Linked DNA regions of Mus musculus: region 1 is linked to region 2. A link is a contact called in ENCODE Hi-C or POLR2A ChIA-PET data. All regions are on one chromosome and are shown on one strand. The core of a region is the stretch at or near the end of the contact, and the rest is flanking DNA. Distances in the headings are between cores, read along the strand shown. Region 1 holds the start of Kdsr (3-ketodihydrosphingosine reductase). Region 2 holds the start of Zcchc2 (zinc finger, CCHC domain containing 2).

Region 1 (2,700 bases), core at 37-2,536, 770 kb after region 2:
CTTGGCATGATTGTAAACTTTGGCTTTTTCTAATAACTCTTTCCACATCATGCATAGCAGCAGCTGGGAATAAATCAGTAATTTTACAAAAGACAAATTAATGGAAACACATGTTGTCATCCAGAAATTCTTGTTTGGGATAAATCATACTAAGATAACCACTCTATCCTGTAACAACGCAGTGGGGACTTACTTGGATGCACTCATGTAAGTCACCTAAGGGCACCAAGGAGATTCGTGCTGCCGGTTTGGATACTAGCTGTCCTTATTCGCAACTCCTCGCCTCACTGTGCCTCGGGTTTTGGGTCTATATAGGACACCGAGGAGAAATGCCAGAGTTGAGGCTCTGAGCTGTGGGGGCGGGGTGGAGGCATAGCCAAGCCTGCACATAGGAACGTGCGAGCTTCCGGACTTTAACAAACCAAACCACTCATATCTCCTTCCATCTTAAGCTTCTAATCAAGCTGGTTAGCTCTTCCTTCTGACGCCAGAAAGGACTGCACTTGAGCAGTACTCAGCAGACCCTGGCTGAGTTCAGAGACAAGCCTGCTGGCCAAACCTGCCAGGCCACCCCTCAGGTGTATCACTTCCTAGAAGCCTCTGGGGGCTCTTTGTCACTTGCACACGACACCCTACAGTCTCAGCTGCCTGGGCCAGCCCCAGAGGCCCAGACCCCCTCCTTGCTGTGGGCTCCTTAGGATTCCCTGGCTGTGGCTACTCCCATCCGGGTTTGCGCCCTTATCCTGCTAGTCACCGACTGCCGTGTCCTTGGCAAAGTTTCTCAGTCTCTCTGTTGACTCATTGGGGAAACTGAAGATCCAAACAGTGGCAGACAGGGATGCTCCGGGGATCAGCGAGCAGCAGAGCCCCTGAGTCCTGGAAACTAGGCTGGCGCCTTCTCCACGACACTGCCCTGTAGCCCGGCGCCTTGGAGGGCGGGTTCCTGAGGTCCGACAGGGCAGGGCAATGCCGGGGCTAAGGCAGTAGGTAACCCGCCCCACTCAACCGTTCCTTTCCGGGACCGTGGTCTCGTTGGCCCAAGCCGGCCAAGCAGTCCTGGGCAAGCTCAGCAACAGGAGGCCACTCACCACTACGTGCGCGCCGGGCAGCGCGAGGGGCTTGGGACTGATGAGCGGCGACACCATGTAGAGGAGCAGCACGAAGGCCACGAGGCCGGCAGCGGCCAACAGCAACATCTCTGCCGAGCGACTACTGGGAGATCACATGCACCAGCAGCCGGGAGTGTTTGGGTTTGCGAGCGAGGGCGGGACGGCGGCGAAGGGAAGAGGAGGAGCCTGGGCGGGGCGGTCTCCGCTGTCGGACTAGCTCCTGGGCCCGCGCCCCCTTCAGCTTCAGGCTGCGGCTGCGCAGGCTGTGCGTGCGTAGGCTCCGGGTACTTGGCCTCCCCGTTGGCCCGCCCGCCAACGTCGTGGGAGGCTTGCAAACGGTGGCTTTTGGATCCACGGATTTTGTTCTGTGCCTAAGTCCTGGTATTCTTCTTTGAAATCACAGATTCCAGTTCGTGTATTTATGGCTCACTCAGAAAATGGTCACCGCTCCCTTTCGCTTTGAGCGTTGACTTGGATTTCTGATAATTGAATTTCGCTGAAAACTGTACATACATCCTGTAACCAAAGCAGATGCAAACGCGGAGGCGCGGGGAGCCACCGTTGTAGAGATTTAATTCCAACATCTGGTCCACCGACTTAAAATAGTTTTAGTTTAGTGTCTAAACTATCGCCACAGTCTTTTGTCGCCCTACACAGCAACCCTATAGTCATTAACAGTCACAGTTCAGTTTCTCTCTCTCTCTCTCTGTATAGCCCTGGCTGTCCTGGAACTCACTTTGTAGACCAGGCTGGCCACGAACTCAGAAATCCACCTGCCTCTGCCTCCCGAGTGCTGGGATTAAACGCGTGCACCACAACGCCCAGCTCATTTTCTCTTAAATGGTGCAGTTATAGGCAATCACAAAGCTCTCTGGACTTGTCTATTCATACAAGTGGAGTTCTAATAATATGCCCTCTGCAGTGCCTAGCTTCTTTGACTTAGCATACTAAGATTCTTCCATACTGTACCTATCAGTATTTAATTTCTTTTTATTGTTGATAATATCCTAGTGTAGGCTAGATTATTTTTTCACTCATCACTTTTTGATCAAAACAATAACAAAAGAAAAAAAAAGCTACTGGATCCAAAAGGAAGGAAGGTCTTTTGCTAGAAAGCTTTAAGTCCTGTGCTAGATCCCTCTGGCCCCACAAGGTAGGTTGTCCTCTGACCTCTACTAGTATGTCTTGGCGTTCACCATCACACTCACTGAATACATTTTTGGTAAGGTCATGTATGGCCAGCCTCCTTTAAACAAAGCCATTCCTATTAAACCTCCCCAAAGCAAAGAAAGAACTTACTTTCTGGATTAGGATGATATAAAGCTAACATCTAGCCTTTGGCCAAAGCTCATTTGAGCAAAACAAACCTCCAACACTTGGAGGGTTCACTGGGTAGCCAGAGATTTTAAACTCTATTTCTCAATATAGCTGGCTATCCATATTGTATTATAATCGTAACAAAGAACAACCTGTGCTATTGTGTCACAGTAAGGTATTAAATCCCAAATCTATGTACTTTCACATATAAGCTTTTGAGTGTGCATGCTTTGGCTCTCTCATCGCTGGCCCTCAAGCCACTCTGCAACAGCAT
Region 2 (2,700 bases), core at 127-2,626:
TAAAATGTGCTGAGTAATTCTCCATCTCTCGGTTTTATCACGGAAGCTGATTTAGGGTTCAATTCAGTCTTATCCTAAATGATAAAGCCGCAGAGTTTGTGAGATAAAGGCGATTCTATACACTCTGTAGATGTCCCAACACTCTCAACGAGGGTTAGTGTGGCTTTTAATTTTCTCACGCTCCTACTTTGGTTATGTGGTATAAGTTCTTTATTTAAAACTGTCGGAAATTTTAAAAAGCAAACACACAAAGAAACTACTATTATGGACCCTCAAATAATAATAATAATAATAATAATAATAATAATAATAATAATCCTGTTTCCCCCGCCCCTGGGCACAAGATTTATATTTATTTACAATCATGGACTGACAAACAGCATGCCAAGAACTCTTGACCGGCAGTCAGGCTCCAGCACAAATGAGACAGGATGGTCCTGATGGCTCTGAGAGCAATCATGGCCCCTTGGGTTGGTTTGGTTTTTAAATTGATTTTTATGGTTGGGCTATACATATCACTGAAAGAGTCATAGGGAGGGCGGTGTCTACAAAACTTAAAAATGTAATATCGCTTAAAAACTTAAAACCCTGACAAGACAGTAACTTATTAAATTGTTTAAAAGAGTTACAGGAAATTCACACCAGCTCAAGAATTCCAAATGTTCACGGATAGGAACTAAAACGTAGGCAATAAGTGATTGCGCAAACCATAGATTTGGGGCAGGAGGGCGTCCTTAAACTTAACCTTGCAAGCCAGATGCAACCATTAGGCCAAGCACCCCCAGCAACAGGGTCCCCTCAGCCGGATACCCGGCCCAAAGCAGCACCTTGCAGCCAGCCTGAGCAAGGGCGCTCGCCGCCCAAAACCACTCTACATCCCGACCTAACTCCTGGATCTTCGTCCCAGCGTTCACACCAACGGTCCAGGTGAAGTTTTAGAATATGGTAATCTCCCGTGGCTGACTTTGGCGGAGTTCACGAGGCGGCAGGGGCTGGGAACCCACTTGGCGTGATCCAGGGCGGTGGCTGACGCGAAGATGGTCTGCAGCCACGGCACGGTCAGATCTCTCAAGAAAAACTAAGTCGATGTCCCTCCTCCCACGCGAACCTCGCCCACTTCTGCCGCTCCGGGCCAAGCTCACCTCGCCGTGGTCCGAAAGTCCCAAACCCACGTCCTCAGTCTGCTGGAACCCATCAAGCATTAGGACCGCGCGGGATGTGCCAGAGCCTTGCAGCATAGCAGGAGGTGGGCGTGGCTTCTCAGAGAGGGCGGCTCCCGGCGGGGAGGGGGGGGCAAACGAGAAGCTCGCGTCACGCCAGATCTAAACGTTGATTGGCTGGAGTGCGGTGCGCGGAGCCCGCCAGCGTCTCCGCCCAGCCCCGCTGCTCCTCCTCCTCCTCGCCAAGCCGCTCTGCCAGCGCCGGCTCGAGAGGGAACGGCTCAGGCCGTCACCGCCAGCCCCGTGCGGACGCGGAAAGGCGGAAGGAGGACGCGCTCGTCGACTTGCTCCTCCCGCACCGGACTCCCCAGCGGGCACAGAGCCCAGGGGAGGAGCCGTCGCGGTCACGCCCCGCCTCCCGCCGGGACGAAGCTGCCGGCCGGCCACCGCCCCCCGTCCCCGGTCGGCGAGACCCGCCCCCGGCCCGCCCCGGCGGCATGGAGGGGCAACGTTCTTGACGGCCGTGCCGCCGCCCGGGCGCTCGGCTCCTCCCGCCGCCCCCGCTCCCTCGCTCGCATGTCCGCACCGCCTTAGCTGAGGATGCTGAGGATGAAGCTGCCACCGAAGTCGACGCACCCCAGCGAGCCGCCGCCCGACGCGGAGGAGCCCGAGGCGGACGCGCGGCCGGGCGCAAAGGCTCCGCTGCGCCGCCGCCGCGACTGCCGCCCGCCGCCGCCGCCCACGGGCCTGCCGCGGGGACCCCCGCCGCCGCCGTCGCCGCCCCGGGGGCTCGAGCCGCCTGTTGCTAGCGGGCCGACGGCGGGCGCGGGCATGCCGGGCGGCGGCGGGCACGCGGCGGCGCTGCGCGAACAGGAGCGGGTGTATGAGTGGTTCGGGCTGGTGCTGGGCTCGGCGCAGCGCCTTGAGTTCATGTGCGGGCTGCTGGACCTGTGCAACCCGCTGGAGCTGCGCTTTCTCGGCTCGTGCCTGGAGGACTTGGCGCGCAAGGACTACCACTACCTGCGCGACTCGGAGGCGAAGGCCAACGGCCTCTCGGACCCAGGGTCGCTGGCCGATTTCCGAGAGCCCGCCGTGCGCTCGCGCCTCATCGTATACCTAGCGCTGCTGGGCTCGGAGAACAGAGAGGCCGCTGGCCGCCTGCACCGCCTCCTGCCCCAGGTGGACGCGGTGCTCAGAAGCCTGCGCGCGACTCGAGCCGAGGGCTCGCGGGGCAGCGTGGAGGACGAGCCGAGTGGCGATGGCGAGCAGGACGCGGAGAAGGACGGCCCCGGCCCGGAAGGCAGTGGCTGCGCCAAGCTCGGGACTGGAGGCGGGCTCGGCTTCAGGGCCCAAGAGGAACTGCTGCTGCTGTTCACCATGGCTTCGCTGCACCCGGCTTTCTCCTTCCACCAGCGGGTCACCCTGAGGGAGCACCTGGAGAGGCTCCGCAGCGCACTCCGGGTGGAGCCGGAGGACGCGGAGGTGGAGCCCAGCAACTTTGCGGGCTCCAGGGCCCAGGTAAGGTGCGAAGAAGTGCAGT

The links. Hi-C counts contacts between places; a loop is a spot of excess contacts on that map. ChIA-PET counts read pairs that join two places held with the same protein, here RNA polymerase II (POLR2A).
Region 1: a map of heart shows a loop between it and region 2 (3-fold over the local background). The contact joins the promoter of Kdsr here to the promoter of Zcchc2 in region 2. A Hi-C loop is called at or near these places in 2 of 37 maps with a recorded cell type or tissue (both heart). POLR2A ChIA-PET finds 5 or more read pairs at or near these places in 1 of 5 experiments (embryonic stem cell).

The regions. Positions count from the first base shown.
Region 1 is chr1:106,758,456-106,761,155 of GRCm38, forward strand. It overlaps Kdsr (3-ketodihydrosphingosine reductase), which reads right to left and starts at 1,287. Exons shown (of 10, transcript NM_027534.2): 1 at 1,089-1,287. The coding sequence starts at 1,196.
Region 2 is chr1:105,989,030-105,991,729 of GRCm38, forward strand. It overlaps Zcchc2 (zinc finger, CCHC domain containing 2), which reads left to right and starts at 1,377. Exons shown (of 14, transcript NM_001122676.1): 1 at 1,377-2,678. The coding sequence starts at 1,761. Gm7160 (predicted gene 7160) reads right to left here and starts at 1,253. Exons shown (of 3, transcript NR_151625.1): 1 at 1,143-1,253; 2 at 1-74.